Linked DNA regions of Homo sapiens: all the other regions are linked to region 1. Evidence: chromatin contacts called from ENCODE Hi-C or POLR2A ChIA-PET data. All regions are on one chromosome and are shown on one strand. The core of a region is the stretch at or near the end of the contact, and the rest is flanking DNA. Distances in the headings are between cores, read along the strand shown.

Region 1 (3,977 bases), core at 1,202-3,701:
CATGGTTCTGGGAGTCACCTTTCTCTGACGAAGAAAAGGCTCCACAAAGGCGGGTACTCCCCCATTGCCCCCCACCAGCATGTCACGTCTGTGGGGGAGATGGGGTGGGGGGTGGGGTTGGGAGAGGCAGAGAAGAAAGAGCACCTCGTTGGGGGGGGGGGCAACCGTTTTCGGAAATGGCAGCAAAAGCCGTCTGAGAGGGAGCGGGGGGGGGTGGTCTGCCATTTCTGCCTCAACCCACACCTTCTTTCCCCTGGGACTGGGAAAGAACCCTAGCACACCAAGAGGGTGCCCCTAGAGAACGAGAGCAGCTTCCAGGCAGAGGGCCAGTGGAACGGCTCACCAACCACCCACCTCCTTTTGGTGTCCCTGCATTACCTCCACACCCGGCCAGCTTCCTCCCTGGTACCCACCTGCTAGCTGCTCTAGGCCCATACATCTCTTGCCTCCGCAGACACAGGGCAAGCTCTTTCAGGATCTGCCTCCTTTTTCTCTTTCTGCTTTCCTCCCTCCTTCCCTTCCCCCCTACCCACAGGCCACGTGTTGGAATGACAAAGGAGCCCCATGGCATGGCACTGCCTTTGATGGAGAAGAATGAGGAGGATGTTAAGGTAGAGGCAGGAAGGAAAAATGGGGAGAAAATGGCGAGGGGGACTGTTGAGGTACAGGGAGGGGAGATGGCTGATACAGAAAATGAGGTACTGATGGAGGGGGATGAGTGACAGATGGAAATGGCTGAGGTGGAAAATGGGTTAATGATGGGTTGAAAGGGAGGAATGTGGAGAGTTGAAATAATGGAGGAAATGTCTGTGGAAAATGGATACCTGAAGGGTTTGAGAAAAGGAATGATAAGGGGTGCAATTCATTCAAATATGTGGGTGAGGCCGGAGGGGGGTTCCTGTATGTCACAGAGGGGATGAGGATGAGTTGGAGGAAGCAGGAAGGCAATGGAGGGGATGGCCGCGTGGAGGGTTTGACTGGGTATGGGTGTGAGTGCCCTTCTCCGGAGGGACTTACCGAAACTTTACAAACCCATTCAGCGTCCACGCTCGAAGTTTTAAGGGCTCCAGCTGAATTTTAAACATCAAGCTGGCTAAGAAGTCTTCTCCCCAGGAGTGTGGGAAGCTCCGGAAAGCTCCTCGGGCCTGCAGTGGGGGTGCTGCTGGGGGTGGGCAGGAGAGCACTGTGCGCTTAAACATGCCCAGCCAAGCCCCTCACCTCTGATCGCTCCACCGGAGCCGGCCTGAAGTGCTGCAGCTCTGGAAGCCACCTCCTTGGACTCTCAGAGGCGCGTGCCCAGCAAGGCCTGTCTGGCGCAGCAGGTGCCGGACCTGATCCCCAAATGTGGAGAGTGAAGGGAGAAGACCCGCGGCCACCTGCTCTCAGGTGCAGCAGTGTCTGGCTGGCTGTGAGCGGCTGTATGGCAGCGTGTCAGTGAGGCTGGGAGTGCAAGCGTGTGTTTGTGAGTGGCAGCGTGTATACCTGTGACAGGTGTGATTGTGAGGGCCCGAGAGGCAGTGAGCTCCTGTCGCCTCTCACTGGGGAGGACCCGACCCCAATCCCCAAGAACCTACTCAATGAAGTCACTGACGGGAGTCTCCTCCCTCGCAGATGGGCGGGGCAGAGCGGAGCTCGGCCGGGACAAAAGGCGCGGCGAGGAGAGGAGGGGAGGGGGCTCGGGCGGGGGAGGGTGGTCGGTGATGTCACCCGCGCTGGCTGGCTGGTCTGCTCACAGATGCCTCCGCCCCACAGAACCCAATCTGGTCCGGTCCGACTCGACCCTCCCCTCCCCTCCCCTCCCCGACTCAGACGCTGGCTGCCCCCTGTGACAGCCAAGCCCTGGTCTAGGACTCCGAGCACCCTGCAGACCCCGGGGCCCCGCATCCCCAAGGCAGCAGAGCCTACGGGCCCTCAGTGTCCCAACCCCCCAACACCAGGAGCCCTGGCTTCACGACGCCCCGCTCCCGGGACCCCCGAGTCCTGGCTTGGCGCCCTCACCGGTGAGGAGCTGCGGGCGCCGCCGTGGTCCGTGAGACAGCCGCTGCCCCCTCCCCCGGCTCCGGCTCCGCCGCCTCCACCCGGGACAGGAGTCGCCTGCCCGCCGGCCGCCGATAGCGGGACCGGGAGCCCGCCCCCACGGCTCCGCCTCCGCGCCGCCCATTGAACCGTCTTCCTGTCACTCAGCTCAGCCTCCACTGTGATTGGGCAGTTTTCAACAAGCGGCTTGGTGATAGCCGCCCATCCTCCGCCCCTGTCACCCGGCCACACGCGCACACATTCCAGGCAGTGATTGGTGTGGATCTGATTGGCGCCCTCTGGGATCACTCAACCACGCCTCTTTGCCATCTTGTCGTGCCATTGGTGAAAAAGACAGAGGGCGGCAACCTCGCTCGCCCTTTGATTTTATTGGTTCGTGCCTGAGACTCAGACCCGAGCCCGGGGGCAAACTATATTAGTCCAATCTCCGGGTTGAGAAGGTGGGACGTACTGGCCACTGCTCGAATCCCAGGAGAACCTTCTGGAACCCTTGCGACGTCAAAGGCAGCCTTAAAGGAAAACTGTACCCACCAGTTGGCCGTGCGGCCGTGCATTCTTTCCTTTCTTCATTGGGGGGCAAGAGGGAGAGAACAGTGCACTCTGGGAGGTGTAGTCCCTGGACCGGGGCCAAAAGGTCAGCACTTCTTACTCGCCTTTCAGCCAACGGTGTAACCACCTCAAGCTGACCTCATTTAGCTTTACCTTATCCTGACCCCGCGGTGGCCTGATGTGACCTAACGGAATCTCTAACAGACCCCACGGATGCCGGGTTTCAGAGCCCCCCGGACCTCTCCCCCGAGGGAAACGGATGGCTCTGCCCAGGCCGGTGCCTCCAGGAATCTCCCCCGCCCACCCTCTGTACAGCCCCTCATCCTCGCGCCCCTCTTCAGCGACCCCGCGGTCTCCATTTCAGTCCCTCTTCTAATCAGTCTCTCATCCTGCTTCCCCCTGGAGTGCCTGTGTTTTAGCCCTTTCCTTCTTGGCCCTAGATGATCTCCTGTCTTCCTTCCCGCAGTGATCCCTTTTGTCTTATTCTTGGTTCTTTCTTTACACCCCGATCTCCTATCCTAGCTCTCCCCTTTCATCTTTCATCTCACTCCCCAAGATCCCCTTCCTTAACACCCTCAGAATCTCTAGTCTCCCCCACCCCCCATTAAGTCATTAGATCTCAGCCCCAGTGTCCCCGATGCAGGGAGCAGGCGGGGCTGCGGAGGCGGTCGCCAGCGGAAGCCGCCACTCCAGCAGACACGGTGCCTGGCGCCCACGTCACTGTCTCCCAGGCCCATCTGTGCTCGAGGGAGCGGGGGTGGGGAGGGAGTAATTTGGGGGTGAAGTGGGGGAGGGGAGTGCTGGGGGGTTGATGATGATAGAAGGGTCAGGCCGGAAGCTCCCCTTTACTTCTTTCTTTCCTATTTTCCAGAGACAGAGTTTGGACACCCATGAGGTCTTGCTAGAAACTGCAGCTTGAGTACCTGGGCCAAGAGCAGAGCAAGGCGGGGGGGGGGTGCCAGGGTCCTGGAGTCATGTCTGTAGATTCTTCACTACCTACCTTCATGCCAGGAGTCACTATGGGGCTCCCAAGGGTAAAGGGGCATGAGGTGTGAAGGAAGAAAGAGACTTGGGGTGAAAGGAGGATGGAAAGGAAGTGGGGTTGGGGGCCAGGAGGGGAGCAGAGATGGGTGATGAATGTGGGGAAATGAGCATGAGGAATTTGAGGAAATGGGGTTGAGGGGGGGAGGTAGGGAGAGGGGGTGGTGAGAGGATGGTGAGATGGGGTGAGGGGGATGAGGAGGGGAGGGGCATGGGGCAGATGAGCCATAGGGTGGGAGTAAGGAGGGCAGAGGAAAGGAGGGCTGGGGAGGGGAGGGAAGGCAGGGTGGGGGATAAGGAAAGAAGGGCTGGGGAGGGGCAGGAAGGCAGGGTGAGGGATGAGGAAAGAA
Region 2 (4,049 bases), core at 282-2,781, 810 kb after region 1:
AATTCTTTTAAGACTTGACACATTTCACATTCTTTGCCATAATACGTAAACTTTTTTTTTTTTTTTGAGTCGGAGTCTCGCTCTGTTGCCCAGGCTGGAGTGCAATGCAGCGATCTAGGCTCACTGCTACCTCCGCCTCCCAGGTTCAAGCCATTCTCCTGCCTCGGCCACCCGAGTAGCTGGGATTACAGGCGCCTGCCACCACGCCCGGCTGGCTTTTTAGTAGAGAAAGGGTTTCAACATGTTGGTCAGGCTGGTCTTGAACTCTTGACCTCGTGATCCGCCCGCCTCGGCCTCCCAAAGTGCTGGGATTTCAGACGTGAGCCACAGCGCCCGGCCAATACGGAAACTTTTAGTTTAGGTTGGGACATTAACTAGAAAGAACTATATATCACTAAAGACTAAGTATCTTGTTTTTCCCACCATCAAATCTGACAAAATTAAAAAGGAAAACATCCATCATATCTATTCAAATTCTCAAATGCTAATAACTGAAGAGACAAAGCACTAACGAGTAAAGTTAGAACAGAATATACGTAATACTTAACTAAATTACCAAATCTGGTTTCGCAACACTGCATGGTGACTAAAAGTAACAATTTTTTTTTCAGTTTAACATAAAACGTATTTTTATGCCCAACCATACTTTTAAGACGCTAGTCTGGAAACAATTACATTTGGCAACAAAGGTCAAAGATCACTGATATAGCTCAAATAAATGAACCTGACGTTCCACAAGAAAGACTGGGGCGGTTCCTGAGGCCCAGGTGGACTGTATAGGTAAGCCTCCACCCAAGAAACAAAAAAGGCGGATAAACATACCTGGAGAAGACCAGACAAGGCCAAAGATATCCCCAAAGATCACTCACCTCTGGTCTAGTCTCCACCTTTTCTCCCCAATCTCATTGCCTCAGGGAGAACTAAATCTACACCGCACGTCCCCAGCTCACCCTCAACTCCCCACCACTCACCTTCTTTACTAAAATCTGGGTCCCCCTCCCTGACATCCTCTAGTTCCCACCGAGTTCTCAGTCCAGCCCGATAGATGTCTACTATGCCTGTCTTCCAGTAGGGTATTAGTCTCCTTAATCCGAACTCATTTTTCCGCATCCCACTTCCCCTCCGCCCCTTCAACTCCGGTCCCCTCACTCCGACCCTTCTCCCAGAATCCTCCCCGAATCGCGGATCTCCGGCCACTTTTCCCTCCCACCTCCTAGCTCCGGCGCCCTTCACCTCGCTCGGCCCCCCATCCCGTTTCCCAGTCTCCCAGTACCAGCCCCCCTCCCCCAACTCCGCCCCTCTTCCCCCTCCCCCAGAGGGAGGCCCCCCTCACCTGAATGCCGCTGCTGCCGCCGTCTCAGAAGCCGAAAGGTGCTGGCACCGGCCGGCCTCCCAGGCTCGGTCCCCGCTGAGCTCCCGACAGCCCCTAGGGAGAGCGAACGCCACCACCTCCAACTCTGCCCGCTCCGGGCCAGGCCGTCACCGTAGCCACCGCCAGTGCCGCAGCCGCCATGTTGAAGTCCTACTTCCCTCCTCCTTCCCCTCACCGCCCCACTCATTTGGGCGTCTGACGTCATGGCGCCGCGCTCCACACGCCCGGACCAATGGGAGGAGCCGACGGTGACATAACTAATCTCTCTTCTAGCGAGGAGCTACTCCGGCAACATGGAGCATTGCAATTGGAATGAGTAAACCCTGCTGACCTAAGGGGGAAGGAGGAAAGGAGGGGGTCACTAAGAGTGTAAGACTTGGGTTTGGCGAGGCGGCCAAAGCGGGAAACCCAAGAGCCTTGAATCGCGAAGGTATGCCCAAAGAGTTAGCAGCGAGTCCTATTTGGGAATTAAGACATCTAGCTTCTGTTCAGGGTCAGCGACCTGGTACAACTCATACCCTTTCTGGACCTCACTTTTCCCATGTATAGAGGACTAAGTTGAAAGGTGACTTCTAGGCCGGGCGCAGTGGCTCACGCCTGTAACTCCAGCACTTTGAGAGGCCGAGGCAGGAGGGTCGCTTGAGCCCGGGAGGTCGAGGCTGCGGTAGCCGTGATCGCGCCACTGCACTCCAGGTGGGCAACGGAACGCGACTCTGTATCAAAAGAAAAAAAAACAAAGGTGACCTCTAAGTCTTCCTTCAATTCTGACATTCTATGGGTTTAAACCAGGTAATCCTATCCCAAGCCTTCACTGCCTTCTGTGGGGGTTTTTGTTGTTGTTGTTGTTTCTGTTTGGGGTGTTTTTTGTTTTTTTGAGACAGGGTCTCGCTCTGTCGCCTAGGCTGGAGTGCAGTGGCGCGATGTTGGCGCACTGCAACCCTGCAACCTCCACCTGTCGGGCTCAAGTGATCCTCCCACCTCAGCCTTCTGAGTAGCTTGGACTATAGCCACATGCCAACACGCCCGGATAATTTTTATTATTTTATATATATATATGGAGAGACGGGGTCTCACCATGTTGCCCAGGCTGGTGGTAAACTTCTGGGCTCAAGCCTCAGTCTCCCAAATTGCTGGGATTGTAGGCGTGAGCCATGGCGCTGGCCTTCTGTGTCTTTCTATGTCTGCTGGAATTAGGAGACAGAGAATTATTAATTGAATAAGATGACTCTTGAGCCCAGGAGTTCAAGACCAATTTAAGCAACATGAGACCCCCGTCTCTACAAAAAGTTTGGTAAAAATTAGGTGAGCCTGGGCAACATAGTGAGACCTTGTCTCTACAAAAACTCAAATTATCTGGGCGTGGTGGCATGTGCCTGTGGTCCTAACTATTCAGGAGGCTGAGATAGGAGGATCACTTGAGCCTGAGAGGTCGAGGCTACAGTGAGCCAGGATTGTGCTGGTGTACTCCAAACATGGGTGACAGAGCAAGATCTTGTCGCAATAAAATAAAATAAAATAAAATGACTAGGCACGATGGCTAACGCCTGTAATCCCAGCACTTTGGGAGGCCAAGATGGTCAGATCTCTTGAGCTCAGGAGTTTGAGACCAGCCTGGGCAACGTGGAGAATCTTCATCTCTAACAACAACAAAAAACAGTTGGGCATGGTGGTACACGACTGTAGTCCCAGCTATTGGGTTCTGCAAATGAGACCCTGTCTAAAAATAAAATAAAATTGTAAAAAATTAGCCAGACATGGTTGTACACATCTGTGGTCCCAGCTAGTCAGGAGGCTGAGGTGAGAAAATGGCCTCAGCCTGGGAGGTTAAGGCTGCTGTGAGCAATGATCATGCCATTGCACTCTAGCCTGGGCAACAGAGCAAGACTCTGTCTCAAAAAAAAAAAAAAAAAAAAAACAAGGTCGGGTGTGGTGGCTCACGCCTGTAATCCCAGAACTCTGGGAGGCTGAGGCAGGCAGATCATCTGAGGTCAGGAGTTTAAGACCAGCCTACCCAACATGGTGAAACCCCATCTCTACTAAAAATACAAAATAAAAATTAGCTAGGTGGGCGCCTGTAATCCCAGCTATGTGGGAGGCTGAGGCATGAGAATCGCTTGAACCCAAGAGGAGGAGGTTACAGTGAGCGAGATCAAGCCACTGCACTCCAGCCTGGGTGACAAAGCCAGACCCTGTCTCAAAAAAAAAAAAAAAAAAAAAAGTCTGGGCGCAGTGGCTCATGCCTATAATCCCAGGACTTTGGGAGGCCAAGGCAGGTGGATAACCTGAGGTGAGGAGTTCGAGAGCAGCCTGGCCAACATGGTGAAACCCCATCTCTACTAAAAATTCAAAAATTAGCTGGGCGTGATGGTGGCAGCTGTAATCCTAGCTATTCAAGAGGCTGAGGCAGAAGAATCACTTGAACCTGGGAGGTGGAGGTTGCAGTGAGGTGAGGTTGCGCCACGTCACTCCAGCCTAGGTGACAGAGCAACACTCTGTCTCAGAAAAAAAAAAAAGGCCAGGCACAGTGGCTCATGCCTGTAATCCCAGCACTTTGGGAGGCCGAGGCGGGCAGATCACATGAGGTCAGGAGTTCAAGACCAGCCTGACCAGCATGGAGAAACCCCGTCTCTACTAAAAATACAAAAAAAATTAGCTAGGTGTGGTGGCAAATGCCTGT
Region 3 (3,876 bases), core at 1,366-3,865, 940 kb after region 1:
TTTTTTTTTTTGAGATGGAGTCTCACTCTGCCTCCCAGGCTGGAGTGCAGTGGCACAATTTTGGATCACGACAACCTCTGCCTCCTGGGTTCAAGTGATTCTCCTGCCTCAGCTTCCCAAGTAGCTGGGATTACAGGCGCCCGCCACCACGCCCGGCTAATTTTTTGTATTTTTTTAGTAAAGACAGGGTTTCACCATGTTGGCCAGGCTGGTCACAAACTCCTGACCTCAGGTGATCCACCCACCTTGGCCTCCCAAAGTGCTGGGATTACATGCGTGAGCCATCACGCCCGGCCCAGTTCTGTTTGTTAAAGGCACAGTTTAAGCATTCTTTGTTTTTTTTTTTGTTTGAGACAGAGTCTTGCTCTGTCGAACAGCCTGGAGTGCAGTGGTGCTATCTTGGCTCACTGCAACCTCCACCTCCTGTGTTCAAGTGATTCTCCTACCTCAGCCTCCTGAGTAGCTGGGATTACAGGCGTGTGCCACCACGCCAGGCTATTTTTTTTTTTTTTTTTTGAGACGGAGTCTTGCTCTGTCGCTCAGGCTGGAGTGCAGTGGCGCGATCTCGACCCACTGCAAACTCCGCACGCCATTCTCCTGCCTCAGCCTCCCGAGTAGCTGGGACTACAGGCGCCCGCCACCACGCCCGGCTAATTTTTTTGTATTTTTAGTAGAGACTGGGTTTCACCGTGTTAGCCAGGATGGTCTCGATCTCCTGACCTCGTGATCGGCCCGCCTTGGCCTCCCAAAGTGTTGGGATTACAGGCGTGAGCCACCGCGCCCGGACATTTTTTTGTATTTTTAACAGAGACGGGGTTTCACCGTGTTGGTCAGGCTGGTCTCAAACTCCGTATCTTGTGATCCGCCCTCCTCCGGCTCCCAAAGTGCTGAGATTACAGGTGTGAGCCACCACGCCCGGCAGCATTCTTTAATTCAGATGAATAACAAAGGCTTTATTTGAACTAGATAGGGCTGTTTAAGATGTCAATTGTTTTACTTAATAACTAGCAAATTAGTAATTAGCATAGTGCCCTGTACAAAGTTCAGTATAAGCTAATTTCCCCTTTCTACCTTACTTAGACCTTTTGGGCCCGATGGGTAGAGTGTGAAAATGATTACTGATACTTACTGAGGGTTTATTATGTGTCAAGCAGGCATTTTACATAATCTCATTTAATTTTCACAAGCCGGTGAAGTGTTATTACAGAGGAAAGCTCCAATTGAGATAAGGCATGCCGGGACTGCAAAGTCCTTGTATGTAACTAGCTTGGGATAAAACAGGCCAGTAAGTAGACCTTGAGAGCTTGTTTAGAGGACCTTGAGAGCTTGTTAACACGGGCGTGCAGCTACTCCTATATCCTTGACTTGTCCTCTTCTATGGGGGATGCTCCTCCTTTTCGACCGAATATGCAGCTTCGGGAGGGACGCACATGGAGAGGTGCGGGAGGAAGGGGCCACCCGCCTAGACAGCCAGATCAGCCGAATCAGCCCTGGCGATCTATGGGGTGACAAGATAGCCAGAACGCCCTCACATCCAAACAGGCCAGTAAATGGAAAATACTTTAAAACACCATGCTACAATTATAAACCATCATCTTATTTATTCGTAATTCTTGGAGTTGACAACAGGTCAGATCCTATTGAGAGGAGGTCATTAATTTTCTAAAGACAGAAAACCTGGGTCTCTTCGGTCAACAAACAACTCTAAGGTTCTTTTTTTAAATCCTTAAATAGGGAAAATCCTGGACTCAAGGAGTTGATTATATGATATAACAGAAATAAACGGCTGACTTGGAGTAGGCGTTCAGTAGATTCTAGTCTTTTCACCCAGAAGGGGCTTGGGAGGGCAAAAGTAAAACCGCACTGAAAAAGACTAAAAGTGGGCGCACCTTCCGCCTTGCCGAGGCTCTCGCTGCTAGCCGTTGGCGTTTTCCCGCGCAGGGGGCAGGGCGCAGAGCGAGCCCAGGAACGTGGGAGCGGAACCCCACCCCCCGCCAGGACTACACCTCCCAGCAGGCACCACGCTCCGCCACATGGCGGGCGGCATCCAATGGTATTAGTCCTTCAAGCCAGCTTAGTCCGCTTTCCGTCCCGGCCTTCCCTCGGCTCTAAGGTCTCTAGGGGGTTCGTCTAGAAGCCCGCTGGAGAAAGGCTGCGGTAGGGGTCGCCTTGGCTGTGCAGCATGTTGGGAGTCGTGGTCCCCTCGTGCAACATTTGGGAGGCCAGGCTTGCCCTGAGTGGTTGGACCACATCACGTGATGAGCACAGGGCGGCCACAGGGGAGTAACCTGTGGTGCTTTGTGAGGTCATCACGGCGCGACGACGAGCTGCAGTTGTGGGCACCTTGTATGCGGTGGGTAATACTCTCCTGATGACTCCGAGTACAATACATATTATCAAGTCTCCCTTATTTGTTCCTTTCTGTGGTCCCCACCTCCACGCGGTTGGCTTCGCGGGGTTGGGGTGGAGGTGGTGGCTGGAAGAGGCCGCGCGCCGCCTAGGCTGACTCTGAAGCCGCGCACGAGCGACGTGTTGTGGCTCCTCCTTCGCCCGTGACGCGAGGTCACGTGACGGGTTGGGCAGCCTGTGCCGCCGCCGCCGCTTTGTAAGAGGCACATTGGCAGGTAACGAGCGGCGGCGGCGGCAGCGGGTCTTGGGTCCTCCGAGAGCAGCAGCGGTAATTGCCATCCTCTCCCTCTCCTTCCCTCTTCCAGGGCCCTGAGCGCTGCAGCGTGTGCTTTCTAATTCTGGGTTCAGCTCGTCTGAAACCCCACCGCCTGCAGACTGCCCCGGCGCCCACCCGTGAGGACCGGGCCGAGCTTCACTCGCCAGGTCCACGGTCCCTCTACGTCCAGGCCCGGGCTCCCTCCTTCCTCTTCCCCTCACGTTGCCCTGTGCTTCTTCCTACTTTCCCCCGTCCAGGTCGGCTGGGCCCCACCCAGCCCCAGGGGTGCCTCCCCTCCCCCCTTTCGGGTTTCTGCCCTGGAGGGTGTGGTTTTCTCTCCCACCTCGGTGCCTGCCAGTAGACTGGAGCTTCCCCGCCACGCTGTCGGTCCCATCTCATCACCTTTCCGCTTTCACGCCCGTAGCTAGTCTTGGGACTGGCCCTGTTATAGCCCCAACTTATGCGCTCTCTAACCTTTCCTGGCTTACCCGGAGTCACAGTTCAGTTCTACTTCTTTTCAATTCTGTAGGGCATTGGTCTCAATTGGGACTCAGTTTTCCTCCACACCCGCCGTTCCTGTAGTCTGGTTATATCACAGTTCATTATTTAATGTAGGTTTTTGAGCGCTTTGTAAACGGCAAAGCTCTCTCTGTTAATAATACATACTCAAAATGTTATTCTTTCATTGGTGCATTACAACTCAGTTGTTTGCCTCTGAATCACTTTCCCACTCGGCTTTTCCACATTTTCCCCTGAGTTTTTAGTCTAATTAGTTGCCCACGCATCTCAACTGTCACCACTCTGGTCTCTAATGCTTGCTCGCTTTAGGGGTTGATCCCATCATTATTACTGTTATTTCCTGTTTGATGTAATCCAGTCATTTACTACCACTTCTATTGGATATTGTTTTTACCTCACATTCAAGGAAGGTATATGGTTTGCCAGTATTTAGGCTTATTGTCTTTCTACAGCACCAGTGTATCCTAACAGTTGAGAGATTTTAAAAAATTACTATTAATTTTAGAGATATGGTCTCCATATGTTGCCCAGGCTGGCCTCCAGCTCCTGGGTTTAAGCGATTCTTTCACCTCAGCCTCCTGAGTATCTGGGATTACAGTGTGCACCACGGTGCTCAGCTAGTTGAGGGTTTTTTCAGGTCTCCATAAGGTATCCAAAGATTATCTTTTATTTGAAGGGCATATAATTTCTTG
Region 4 (4,334 bases), core at 653-3,152, 700 kb before region 1:
GCAGGGTGCCCGCACGCCTGTAATCCCAGCTACTCAGGAGGCTGAGTCGGGAGGATCACTTAAGCCCATAAGTTCAAGACCAGCCTGGGCAATCTAGCAAGCTCCCGTCTCAAAAAAGGTGGGGGGACAGGGATTAGGGAGGGGTTTTGGAGAATTTTAGATAATATTCGCATTAACTTTTAAAAAGATATTTGACAACAATGTCATGGGACAGTCAAATGAATGAATGAGTTGAGGAACTAGAAGTAAGACTACAAAACAGACTGAAGAAAACATAAGGCGCGGCCAGAGGCCAGCCCAGACCGACCCGAGGAGGAACCTCCTTGGTAGAAGGCAGCCTCTCCAGGATTAGGTGGTTGTGAGACGCGAAGGGCAGGGGATACCCAGTGGTCTAGCATAGGCTACTGGTGGATGAGGCGTCTTCCACGGAGTTAGAGGAACACTGCGAGGTCAGGCCAGGGTTGCTCTCCGTGTGGCTAGCAGGCAGCTAAACAGATCTGAATGCATTTCCACGCCACCTCCCCACCGCCCCGGCCAGCGGCCTCGGGTTCCCACGGTCCCCAGCCCACTGCAAAATCCAGGCCTCCCGCCCCTCTATGACTGGAGGGTGGGGGCGAGGCTAGCAGCTCCCTCCCGGCTTCCTCCGCTTGTTCTCTCCTCCCCTTCCCCCTCCTCCCGGCGGCTCTCCACTTCCTTTCCCCCCACCCCACCCCAGGGAAAAACGAAAACAAACACCCTCGCGCCTCGCGCCTCCGACTCCCAGACCCCACGACCCGGCTCCGGCGCTGGTTTGGCGGCCTGGGTGGGAGAAGGCACCTCGCCCCGGACCCCCTATGCCCCGCAGCTCAGTGACTCTTCCCCTCGCCCTCCGCCTTCCCCGCCGCAGCCCGGCTCCGCCTCCCAATGGGGAAACATCCCAAAAAAGGGCAGAAAAGAAATTTCAGCATAAAGTTGGCCCACTGGGAAAGAGAGGAGCGTCCGCGGGGAGCGGGGGAGAAGAGGGAAGGCGCGCGGAGGGGAGTGGGGCCAGGCGGAGCCAGGGGCGGGGAGCGGAGGGGCTCGGGACGCGTCCGGGTGGGAGCGGGGGCGGGGAACGCGCGGTGACCAGCCTGGCCGCAGCCGCGTGGAAAATATGCGGGGCACGTGGGGGGCGGGGCGGGGAGCTGGGTCCTGAGCCGCCGGGTGCTCGCAGGAAGGGCCTGGCTCCAGGGGCAGGGGCTGGGAGGGGAGGCGAGGGGATGAGAGGTCAGGCCGGTCCTGGGGGCAGCAAGCCCGGCCACACTCCCCACCGCGACCGGGGCTCTGGGCTCGCTTCCTGCTTCAGTTTCCCCAAGCTCCCGATGAGACTCCGCTACTACCACCACGTCGATAACGCAAACCTAGAGGGACTCAGGGTAAACTGAGGCACTCAAACTGCCGAGGAGCTCCGCCTCCCGAGAGACATTTAATCCGGGGGGATTTGCAGGAAACTTCTAAATTAAGGGTAGCGGCTGCTGCAGCTGAGGGGGGGCACGCCGGTCCCTGCGCCCGGGCAGCTGCCGTGAGCTCACGCCCCGAAATAGCCCCAGGGGCCCCAGCCGCAGCTGCCACTGGGTCCGGCTGTCACTCAGAGGAAGCACGGAGCCCCCAGCCCAAGGGTCCCCTCCCCTTCGCATCGCCGGGGTTTTTCCAGCCGACCGTCGGCCACTTTTTCCTCCGACGGCTGGCAGGGAAGAGGGGGATGGGGGCGGGACCCCAAGGGAGGCGGTCCCCAGTGGGTGGGCGAAGGGGGCGGCCGCACCCCCCGGCCGGGCCGTGCTTCTGCCCCTACAAGGTTTGGGCCGAGGTGGGGGAGGGTCCTGGTTGCCGGCCCCGCCCGGTCCCTCCCCGCCTTTTAGGCGCCCGCGTGGCCGGGACGTCCCAGTCCCGCTCCGTCCTCCTCGCCTGCCACCGGTGCACCCAGTCCGCTCACCCAGCCCAGTCCGTCCGGTCCTCACCGCCTGCCGGCCGGCCCACCCCCCACCGCAGCCATGGACGCCATCAAGAAGAAGATGCAGATGCTGAAGCTGGACAAGGAGAACGCCATCGACCGCGCCGAGCAGGCCGAAGCCGACAAGAAGCAAGCTGAGGACCGCTGCAAGCAGGTTAGGGCCGGGCCCAGTGCAGCCTGCTCTCCCCGCGCCTAGGGCAAGGGTGGGCCGCTGCCATGGGTCCCCCAGCCCCGGGCCTGCCCGCCAAGGCTCTCTCTCACCCAGGGTGGGGGCTGGGCCTTCGCAGTACCCTCAGGGCCTTCGCCAGAGCCGCTTCTCTCCCCTACAATAGCCTGGGGAAGCCCCAGGCCCCTGGTTTCCACTCTGCCTTTGCAGAGCGCGGTTGGTCCTGCTCCTTGGGGCCTGAAGTTTTCTCTGTACCCTCAACGGGTCCCACCAGTACCCTTGACTGTACTGTCCCTTTTATGTTATTCCGCTTCCATCCCAGTAGCCTCCAAATCTTAGTAGCGCCCCTACACACACCGCGTCTCCATTCTGGGCCTGGGCCCCCTCCCAGCCTGGCTGACCAAGTCCCCTCTGTCCCAGCTGGAGGAGGAGCAGCAGGCCCTCCAGAAGAAGCTGAAGGGGACAGAGGATGAGGTGGAAAAGTATTCTGAATCCGTGAAGGAGGCCCAGGAGAAACTGGAGCAGGCCGAGAAGAAGGCCACTGATGTGAGTGTGGACTTGGGGGACAATGGGAGGAGTTAGGGCTCTGGGAAGGGGCCCCCCGGGTATGGGAATAAGAGGATTGGGGCACCTTATCCCCTTATGTCCCCAGCGCCAGGAGAGAAATGGTTTCATCTCAGTAACCAGGGCTAGGGTAAACTTACACAAGTAATCCAAGACAGTGGATAAATCAAAACCACCTACCACTTCCCCCAGAGGACTTAGCCCTGTAATTCTGTTTGGTTCCAGCTTTTAGAATGTACAGTGATCAAGCAATGAGTCATTGTGGGGGTGGAAGGTATAAGAATTTACCATCTACCTCAATTAATCCTCCAGCTGAAATTGGAGAGGAGACTGCAGCCGTTTGGGGATGGGGGGATGTGGATGTGAGGTACTAGCCTGCAGGAGGAGGGAGAGGGATCCAGAGATGAGACCCCACTTGAGTTACAACCCTAAGGGGCCATTAGAAATTCCCTGGCCTTGACCTCTGGCTTCAGCAGCCCTGCTGTGCCCTGGGGCCCCAGCTCAGGTTCTAATGGCTCCTCATTTACCCTCATTAAGCTGTCAGCCTGGAGACCATGCCAGGCCACAGGGCAGAGGGACAGGGCCACAAATGCCAAAGCAGCTACCTTGGCAGGTCATTTACCCTGAGATTTCTCTGCCCACCCCACAACCCCAACCAGACTTCACTTCCTGCCATTCCCAACCCCCAGCTTAAGGTAGGAGAATGGCCATATGGCTTTGGTGTGGTGGTAGTTTCCCCATTCTCTGCCTCAGTTTCCCCATCTTCCTTCCACCCAGGATTGTTTTAAGATGAACCTATGGTTAGATTAGCATAAAGCATGGTCTGAACATCAGAGATGACATAGCTGTTTGTGTCGACTGCTCATGTTCCCAGCCCCCCAGGGGTTGGGCTTCTGTGACCTCCAGCCTCCAGTTTTGGTTCTCCACCAGTCCTGGCACTTGGGAGGGAGCTGACCTGCAGCTGCTAGCACAGACAACCCTGGGCATCTGACACTCTATAAATAACCAAGGCCCAGTGCAGCTGGAGGCAAGATTGGAAACCCAAGTTGCTGGTGGGGGCTGGAGGGGCAGGGGGGACAGGGACAGAGCTGGGGAGGCAGAGCCGCAGCACCAGGAGCAGATAGGAAAGACTGCCCAAGCTTCCTGGTGACCTTGAACACAGCACTCAACTTACATGGTGCCTCAGTTTCTCCCTCTCTCTTGCTTCCCATTTTTCTAATGGGGACAGTAGTGCCTGTCCTGTGGTTAGAGAGCCGCCCCCGTAACTGGGAAGAGCTTGAGAGGCAGGAAATGGCACATATCAGTCCCATGATGAGGACCCCAGGACTTCCCAAACTTTCCAGAGTCTTTTGTCACCCCACCATCATGCAGAGTTTTTCTTTTACAGTCTCACCTCTCTCTAGGGTAGTACTCCAATGTCCCCCACAGTGATTCTTCCCAACCCCCAATGCTGTCCCCAGAATGCTTCCACACTGTCATCCGGCCCTGTGCCCATGATGGGCTCTTGTCACTCTAGGTGGCCAAGCTCCAGGTGCCTTCAGCACCTGGAAGACAAGCTACCATCTACTCTCTATATATGGTGCTGTTTCTCCTGCCCTACAGTCCGACCAAGGACCTGCTTCCTATGCTGTGTCC
Region 5 (4,143 bases), core at 434-2,933, 650 kb before region 1:
GTTGTTCTGGTTCCTTATAACAGCTTCATATTTCCTCTTCGGTCTTGTGACCTCAGTTAAATGTTTAATTATAGAAATAATGTGCACGTGGTTAAAAAAAAAGTCAAATAGAACCAAAGGCTACACAACAGTGGTTCTCAACCAGGGGTGACTTTGCCCCCACCCCCTGCAGGAAACATTTAGGGCATGTCTGGAAACATTTTTGGTTTTCACAACTGGGGAGGGGGTGGTAGTGGAAAGAGGTCAAGGATGCTGTTAAACAACCTACAAAACTCAGGTCAGCTACTCACAATAAGGAATTTCTCACCCAAAATTTATAGTGCTGAGGGTGAGAAATCCTAGCATAGGGGAAAAAATAAAAGTAAAAACCTCTCTCCCCCAATTCCAATTCCTACTCCCAGTCATAGTTCCCAGAGGTAACTACTTTCAACACTTCCTGGCTTTAAGTGTTTTGGTGACTTTTTATTTGTTAATAGTGATACTTAGACCTCTTAGAGCAAGAGAATTCTAGGAAACTCTAGTGAGGTTCTCCATTCCACACCCCCTCTGACAACTCCAGCTATAGGTGACAAACTTTAAGTGGGCTCCTCTGGGCTCCAAGCAGAGAGAATTCCTTATAGACAAGTTCTGGAAAACAGCCTCAGAGCCAAAAGCAAGGACTTTCAGGAAGAAAGCAAGTCTCAGAGACAGCCTGCTTCCCAAGGACAATCATGACTCTTCTGGGTCTTAACTACCAGCAAAACTAATGGTGGATTTAATTTCTCAGCCCTTGAGGCTGGGAGAATGCAGAAAAACCAGAGGGCAGAGGAACCTGCTGGCAGAGACAGCTGAATCCCTGACAGAAAAAATGAGAGCCTGGAAGAGATATGTGTGAAGCTCAAACACAAAAGATTTCCTTGAACTAGAAAATGTGATCTCAGAACTAAAAATTTCCATTGATAAATCAAAGGAGAGGACAGTCATTGCTGAAACCCCAAAATAGGTCTAGAAAATTAAATAGAAAAAAAGTCTCAAAATCTAGCACAAAAATATAGAATTGCAAATATGTGGTAGAAGGTAGAAGCCTGGAACAGATAGAGTAGACTTAACCTGCAAATGCTGTGGGTTCCAGGAGAAAAAGGAACAAGAGAGGAGAGATCATAATTAAATAATAGATGAAATTTCTCTAAGCTGAAGAAAGAATGATTCCAGCTCCAATTGAAACGAAAAGACACACACTCAGCTACATATAGGCAAAAATTCCAAAACTCTAAGAATATAGGAAATCTTACATACTTTAAGGCAGAAAGCAAGTTATTTTTTCTCATCTGCAACCCTGAAAGTTAAAAGACCCCCAGATGGAATGTGGGCTAATGAAAGAAAAGGCCTGCAACCTATACCCAGCCAAGGAAGAAAAAAAGATTTGCAAAAATCACTGAGTACCTCATCTGAGAAATACTTTTGAGAAGAGACTCTAATAAACAACAAATGAATCCTAACACAGACTTCAAGACAGGGGAAGAGAAGAAGCAAGAAACCAGTGGGGAGCAACGAACCATGTCTGTTTATGAGGTGTAACATATATGCTAAATAAGGACTCTTGAAACAGATGGAACACACTATAAGGGAAATTCTAATAAGGACTAAATTATCTCATTAAAACTGTGGAGTCAGGCGGTGGGGATAAGGGGAAGGTAAAAGTGTTCCAGAAGTCTAAGGCAGGGAGAGGTGGGGAGGAAAAATGGGAGAAAGGAAGGGAAGTGAAAGTAATCTAAAGGTCACATTTTGGCCAGCCGCGGTGGCTCACGCCTGTAATCCCAGCACTTTCGGAGGCCGAGGTGGGCGGATCACCTGAGGTCAGGAGTTCAAAACCAGCCTGGCCAACATGGCGAAACCCTGTCTCTACTAAAAATACAAAAATTAGCTGGGCCTGGTGGCGGGCTCCTGTAATCCCAGCTACTTGGGAGGCTGAGGCAGGAGAATCGCTTGAACCCAGGAGGTGGAAGTTGCAGTGAGCCAAGATCGTGCCACTGTACTCCAGCCTGGGGAACAAGAGTGAGACTCTGTCTCAAAAATAAAAAAGATTACATTTTATTGGGATGGGGAGGAAATAGAAGGTAATTAAAGTATTCTGGAAATAGTAGCTGTTGTTTTCATACACTAGAAAAGTCATGTGTATCTATCTGAGAGCAGGGACAGGGATGGTAACTATTAATAGAATGACAAACTCCAAATTAATGAGGAGAAAAATTGAATGAGTAGTAATTTATTTAATCTAGCAAAGATTAAAAAAAAGAAGAGTTAACAACAATATAAAAAAACTTTAAAACAAGTAAGATGGAAATAAGAAAATCAAATACATCACTCATTACAGTAAATAAAAGCGGACTGAAATCTACCATTAAAAGACTGTCAGATTTTGTTATAAATCAAATTTAGGCACACATTACTTAAGAGAAACACACTTAAAGTGATAAAGTTTTAAAATAAAGACATGGAAAGAGATACCAGGCAAATATTAAATATTATTTTAAAAACCAGAGGCTATATACAGACAATCCCCGACTTAACAATGGTTTAACTTAGGATTCTTTGACTTTACGATGGGTTTATCAGGGTATTAAATGCATTTTCGACTAACATTACTTTCTACTTATGATGGGTTTTTCGGAACGTAGTCCCATCCTAAGTCAAGGAACATCTGTACTGATATCAAACAAGAGAAATTTAAGTTACGGGCTGGGGGAGGTGGGAGAAGACTTCCTGCAAAGGGATAGGAGGATTTTGGGAGAGATAGGAAGGTTTTGTATCTTAATTGTGGTGGTAATTACACAACTGAATACACTTGTCAAAACTCATAGGATTGTACACTTAAAATGGATCAATTTGTTGTATATAAATTACAATGCAATAAAACTGGTTTTTAAAAAAAGAATGAAAATACTATGTTCACAAAATAAAAATGTGAAATGAGAAAACAGCGTAACATGAGAAACTCTCTCAATTACCCTGTATCATATATTATACTGTCAAAAAGATAGCAAGCTTTAAACAACACACGCACAGGAAAAATAAAGGGAGCACTTATTTCAAGAAATTATGAAAAGAATAAGAAAAGAAATCAAATCAGAAAATAATAACTAAAGCTAACACTAATGAAATGAAAAAAAAAAAACAAAAAACAAAAATACTAAGAAGGCCCAGGCACAGTGGCTCATGCCTGTAATCCCAGCGCTTTGGGAAGCCAAGGCGGGAGAATCACTTGAGCTTAGGAGTTCGAAACCAGCCTGGGCAACATGGTGAAACCCCATCTCTGAAGAAAAAAAAAAAAAAGTACAAAAATTAGCCAGGCATGGTGGTGTACGCCTGTAGTCCCAGCTACTTGGGAGGCTGAGATGGGAGGTTAGATTGAGCCCAGGAGGTGGAGGTTGCAGTGAGCTGAGATTGCACCACTGCACTCCAGCCAGGGCAACAGAGCCACACCCTGTCTCAAAAAGAAAAAAAAAAAAAAACTAAAAAGGATAAATAAATCCAAAAAATTGTCTTTTAAAAGAGCTAATAAGGCTGGGCACAGTGGCTCGTGCCTGAAATCCCAGCACTTTGGTAGGCTGAGGCAGGCAGATCACCTGAGGTCAGGAGTTTGAGACCAGCCTGGCCAACACGGTGAAAACCTGTCTCTCCTAAAAAATACAAAAATTAGCAGGGTGCAGTGGCAGACACCTGTAACCCCAGCTACTTGGGAGGCTGAGGAAGGAGAATCGTTTGAACCCAGGAGGTAGAGGTTGCAGTGAGCCGAGATGGTGCCACTGCACTCCAGCCTGGGCGACAGAGTAAGGCTCCCTCTCGAAAAAAAAAAAAAAGCTAATAAAATAAACCTCTTGCAAGCCAAATTAAAGGGGGAAAAAGAGAGAAAGATTAAATAGACAAGATTAGTTATGAGAAAGAAAACATTCTTACAAATAGAGGAGAAGGCCGGGCACAGTGGCTCAAGCCTGTAATCCCAGCACTTTGGGAGGCCGAGGCGGGCGCATCACGAGGTCAGGAGGTCAAGACCATCCTGGCTAACACGGTGAAACCCCGTCTCTACTAAAAATACAAAAAATTAGGCGTGGTGGTGGGCACCTGTAATCCCAGCTACTCGGGAGGCTGAGGCAGAATGGCGTG
Region 6 (3,945 bases), core at 585-3,084, 670 kb before region 1:
CACCTGTAATCCCAGCACTTCGGGAAGCCAAGGTGGGTGGATCACCTGAGGTCAGGAGTTTGAGACCAGCCTGGCCAACACGGTGAAACCCTGTCTCTATTAAAAATACAAAAATTAGCCGGGCGTGGTGGCAGGTGCCTGTAATCCCAGTTACTTGAGAGGCTGAGGCAGGAGAATCGCTTGAACCTGGGAGCCAGAGGTTGCAGTGAGCCGAGATTGCGCCGCTGCACTCCAGCCTGGGTGACAGAGCGAGACTCCATCTCGAAAAAAACAAAAACTTTGGTTGTTAGACAGTTCATGCACAAAGCCAAAATTTGTCCTTTATGTATCTTCTTTCCATAGTGCTTACTGGAGCCTTCCAAAATAATGTCTCCTCAAGGTGACAGCCCCTCAGGAATTTGAAGGCAATGGTCACACCCTCACCCACTTTCCTGAGTTTTTTCTGGTTTATTAACGTCAGTCTTTACAGTCAGTGCTCATTGACGGTGGTTTTCTCTGGTTGTTTCCTGAACACGTAGTGCTCTTAAAGCAATGCCCTGAGGAGAATACAATTCTCCAGGGGCATTCTGATTGGCAGGTGAAGCACAGTGCCATGTTCCCAGCACTGATTTGGGAAGTGGCTTGTCACATCCCACAGTGAACTCAGTCAACTGGAATGCCTAACTCTCTTTCATAAGACCTCCTGCTACATTATGTTTCTCCCAGACTGTACTCAGGTCCAAGAACAGAATTTACTAGTCTATCCTTCTCAAAGTTCATCATTAAATTCAGTCATTCATCCTAGCCTGTCACATCTACCTGGGGTCATTATTAGCTATCTCTTCTAGTTTCATATATCTAAACTGGTTCCATCGGTTCTATTTTATAATGCAAGTACGTAATAGGGTCACGGCTAAAGACACAGCCCTGGAAGGTACTGTTTTTCAAAATGTACTGTCAACTTACATTTCAGGGCCTCCTCCCAAGGAGAACATGAGACCACTTCATATCTGGAACTCTAGAAACACTGGCTGCAGCAATCAACCTCCTGTGCCAAGGCTGGCCCCACTCTTGTAGCATGGACACTGCTAGCTGGGTTCAAATCCCAGCTCCAGCAGTTGCCAGCGCTGGGTGACCTCGAGCAAGTGACTACTCCTCACTGGATTGTAGGAGAACTAAATGTGATAGTCATTATTTACAGTTCACCACACGCTCTTCACATCCGTTACCTCCCTGGATCCTCAAAATAACCTCATAATATTGGAAGGCCAACGGACTACTGTCTTTATTTTACAGACAGGGAAGCTGTGTCTTGTTCTTGGTACCCTGGCACCCCCATGGGAGATTCGGGCTCAGGGGATCCCCACGCCCGGCGGTCCCGCACCTGCAGGGGCACCCCTACCCCCGGCCGCCCCGTACCTGCAAACACTTGTACAGCACAAAAGCCGCGACGGCCGCGGTGTACAGCGCCCCCAGAGGCAGCGACCCGGCCCGGGTCCGCTCGCGTTGATCCTTGAGCGGTGGTCGCCGCCGGGGTTCCGTGGCTCCAGAGCCGGGGTGGGCTGCGTTCCCTGCGGAGGGAGGATACAGGCGAGTCAGCCGAGCTGGGGCCTGGGACCCGTGCGCAGTCCCAGCCCTCCTCCAGCAGCCCTAGCTGGTACCTGGGTGTGCCCGGAGGTCGGGATTGGCGCGGTCTCCTAGGACCCCGGACAGCGCAGACACAAGCAGCAGCCCCACCACACCCAAGAGCGAAACTGCGCCCGCCATTGCCGGCCCACGGGTGGAGGGATCGGGCGGGCGGTGCCGAAGCGGTCCGGCATTGGCCGGCCGCCCCAACGCGCACGCGCACGCGAGCAGGCCGGCCGGCTCCGGGGAGGCCACGCCCACTCCCCGTAGGGCGGGGCCAGACCATATTTGCATAAGATAGTGTCATTCTAGCTTTCCTGTATTTGTTCATTTCGTGTCTATTAGCTATTCTGCTAGCCACAATGCCTCTGAAAGCCTATAGTCTTAGAAAGTTATGCCCGAAAACGGTTTTTTTAATCTCACGCCACCAACTTTCTCACCCTAATCATAAAACACAATTTCTTTAGGGCTATAAAATACTACTCTGTGAAGCTGAGGACGTGGTTCGTGCTGAAGGCCTGTATCCTAGGCTACACACTGAGGACTCTGTTCCTCCCCTTTCCGCCTAGGGGAAAGTCCCCGGACCTCGGGCAGAGAGTGCCACGTGCATACGCACGTAGACATTCCCCGCTTCCCACTCCAAAGTCCGCCAAGAAGCGTATCCCGCTGAGCGGCGTGGCGCGGGGGCGTCATCCGTCAGCTCCCTCTAGTTACGCAGGCAGTGCGTGTCCGCGCACCAACCACACGGGGCTCATTCTCAGCGCGGCTGTTTTTTGTTCCCGAGACCACGGCTCACTGCAGCCTCGACCTCCCCGGGCTCACGCGATGCCTCACCTCAGGCTCCCAAGTAGTTGGGACCGCAGGCGCACGCCATCATGCCTGGCTAATTTTTGTATTTTTTGTAGAGACGGATTTTCACCTGTTGCCCAGGCTGGTCTCGAACGCCTGGTGTCAAGCGATCAGTCCACCTCGCCCTCCCAAAGTGCTGGGATTACAGGCGTGACACCGCGCCCGGTCAACGCGGCTGCTTTTCATGCGCGGGCAGCTTTACGCTGTTCTTGGCCTTGCTATGAAGTCCTTGTGCTCATTACTCCAAATATGGAGCATTCCTGAAACAGCCTCCTCTTCTACCTCCCTCTCCCTTTGGCAAACGCCATAGTAGCCACCATTCACTGTGTAGCTGGTACACAACATATGGACTCTGCTTGGGCTAGAATCCTGCCTCCTGTACTCAAGAGCGGTGACCTTGTGAAACTTAGTTCTCTCTCCGTGCCTTCCTTTCCACTCTGAGGAATGAAGATAAGCACTTACTTCAAGAGCTATGATGATTAAATGGGATCACTCAAGTTAGAACCGTGCCTACTTATTAGTGATTTTTTTTTTTTTGGAACGGCGGGTCGCTCTCTTGCCCAGGCTGGTCTTAAACTCCTGGGATCCTCCCGCTTCAGCCTCCCGGGTAGTTGACATTACAGGCACGTGCCACCCCGACGGACTCTAGTGATTTTTTAACTTGAGCAGCTACTACTGTAAGCCAGACAGTTGAAATTACACTGACTCTCCCTGACATGCCGCTGCATTCCCTTTCTGCATACTGGGTTCTACACGACCTTCAGTTCTCAGCTCAAGTGTGTTCCCATCATTCGGAACCCTTAATTCAACTTCTAATTTATTCTTTAGTGCCGCTATTTCACTTTCTTCAATACCACTAGACAAGCAGTCCCCAACCTTTTTGGCATCAGGGACCGGTTTCGTGGAAGACAATTTTTCCATGGACGAAGCGGGGTGGAGGGATGGTTTCCGGATGAAACTGTTCCACTTCAGATCGTCAAGCATTAGATTCTCACGAGGAGCGTGCAACCTAGATCCCTCCCATGCACAGTTCACAATATGGTTCGCGCTCCTATGAGAATCTAATGCCGTGCTCATCTGACAGGAGGCGGAGCTCAGGCGGTAATGATTGCTGGCCCCACTGCCCACATCCTGCTATGTGGCCCGGAGCCTAACAGGCCACAGGCTGGTGCTGGCCTGTGGCCGGGTGTTGGAGACCCTTGAGCTAGGCTGGTCCTAAATTCCACAAGGGCAGGAGCCACCTCTCTTTTTTCTTTACCATTTTACTCCCAGAGCCTAGCACAGCACGTGGCGCCTGGCGATAGCAGGCACTCAATGAATCGTTGTTGAATGAAATTAATGAATGGTTAAAATGACCCAAAAGGGTAATATAGTTAAGCTCTTTCAAAGAATGAGGCAACTGCAATTCAGCAAGGTTAAGTATGCTACTAATCAGGTAAGAGGCAGGGTGGTGATTTCACCAGTTTTTTGCCTGTCTCTATACCTTCTGTC

Evidence for each region. Hi-C counts contacts between places; a loop is a spot of excess contacts on that map. ChIA-PET counts read pairs that join two places held with the same protein, here RNA polymerase II (POLR2A). Pooled maps may share reads with other maps.
Region 2: a loop to region 1 is called in a map of ascending aorta, with 18 times the contacts of the local background. The contact joins the promoter of UBAP1 here to the promoter of DNAJB5-DT in region 1. A Hi-C loop is called at or near these places in 1 of 168 maps with a recorded cell type or tissue (ascending aorta) and 13 of 50 pooled maps. POLR2A ChIA-PET finds 5 or more read pairs at or near these places in 1 of 52 experiments (B cell).
Region 3: a loop to region 1 is called in a map of gastrocnemius medialis, with 4 times the contacts of the local background. The contact joins the promoter of UBAP2 here to the promoter of DNAJB5-DT in region 1. A Hi-C loop is called at or near these places in 3 of 168 maps with a recorded cell type or tissue (ascending aorta, gastrocnemius medialis and naive thymus-derived CD4-positive, alpha-beta T cell), 2 of 37 single-sample maps with no recorded cell type and 15 of 50 pooled maps. POLR2A ChIA-PET finds 5 or more read pairs at or near these places in 2 of 52 experiments (AG04449 and activated CD4-positive, alpha-beta T cell).
Region 4: a map of gastrocnemius medialis shows a loop between it and region 1 (5-fold over the local background). The contact joins the promoter of TPM2 here to the promoter of DNAJB5-DT in region 1. A Hi-C loop is called at or near these places in 1 of 168 maps with a recorded cell type or tissue (gastrocnemius medialis) and 4 of 50 pooled maps. POLR2A ChIA-PET finds 5 or more read pairs at or near these places in 2 of 52 experiments (AG04450 and activated B cell).
Region 5: a pooled map shows a loop between it and region 1 (4-fold over the local background). The contact joins the enhancer-like site here to the promoter of DNAJB5-DT in region 1. A Hi-C loop is called at or near these places in 2 of 37 single-sample maps with no recorded cell type and 7 of 50 pooled maps.
Region 6: a map of ascending aorta shows a loop between it and region 1 (7-fold over the local background). The contact joins the promoter of CCDC107 here to the promoter of DNAJB5-DT in region 1. A Hi-C loop is called at or near these places in 4 of 168 maps with a recorded cell type or tissue (CD4-positive, alpha-beta memory T cell, ascending aorta, gastrocnemius medialis and 1 more), 4 of 37 single-sample maps with no recorded cell type and 18 of 50 pooled maps.

The regions. Positions count from the first base shown.
Region 1 is chr9:34,987,853-34,991,829 of GRCh38, reverse strand. DNAJB5-DT (DNAJB5 divergent transcript) reads left to right here and starts at 2,451. Exons shown (of 2, transcript NR_109756.1): 1 at 2,451-2,671. It overlaps DNAJB5 (DnaJ heat shock protein family (Hsp40) member B5), which reads right to left and starts at 2,085. Exons shown (of 5, transcript NM_001349723.3): 1 at 1,999-2,085; 2 at 1,018-1,331. The coding sequence starts at 1,199. RefSeq lists enhancers at 41-970, 971-1,900, 2,455-2,664 and silencers at 2,182-2,330, 1,845-2,344.
Region 2 is chr9:34,176,525-34,180,573 of GRCh38, reverse strand. It overlaps UBAP1 (ubiquitin associated protein 1), which reads right to left and starts at 1,531. Exons shown (of 7, transcript NM_016525.5): 1 at 1,334-1,531. RefSeq lists enhancers at 1-566, 567-1,523, 1,289-1,718, 1,524-2,482.
Region 3 is chr9:34,047,626-34,051,501 of GRCh38, reverse strand. UBAP2 (ubiquitin associated protein 2) reads left to right here and starts at 2,615. Exons shown (of 29, transcript NM_001370062.2): 1 at 2,615-2,677. It also overlaps the pseudogene RN7SKP114. RefSeq lists enhancers at 81-935, 936-1,792, 1,983-2,512, 1,793-2,648, 2,649-3,505 and silencers at 2,543-2,632, 2,783-2,832.
Region 4 is chr9:35,687,493-35,691,826 of GRCh38, reverse strand. TPM2 (tropomyosin 2) reads left to right here and starts at 1,902. Exons shown (of 9, transcript NM_003289.4): 1 at 1,902-2,123; 2 at 2,556-2,681. The coding sequence starts at 2,010. RefSeq lists a silencer at 485-564 and an enhancer at 3,460-3,937.
Region 5 is chr9:35,632,276-35,636,418 of GRCh38, reverse strand. It overlaps a transcript of CD72 not described here. Among named protein-coding and RNA genes, the nearest start is that of CD72, 16 kb to the right of the region's middle. Within about 2 kb of position 1,683, at least 2 of the 41 ENCODE cell types and tissues checked have a DNase peak (open chromatin) inside an H3K27ac peak, as active enhancers do.
Region 6 is chr9:35,656,181-35,660,125 of GRCh38, reverse strand. It overlaps CCDC107 (coiled-coil domain containing 107), which reads right to left and starts at 1,834. Exons shown (of 5, transcript NM_174923.3): 1 at 1,641-1,834; 2 at 1,399-1,550. The coding sequence starts at 1,746. ARHGEF39 (Rho guanine nucleotide exchange factor 39) reads left to right here. Exons shown (of 9, transcript NM_032818.3): 9 at 1-783. It also overlaps RMRP. RefSeq lists a silencer at 1,712-1,971 and enhancers at 2,054-2,561, 2,562-3,070.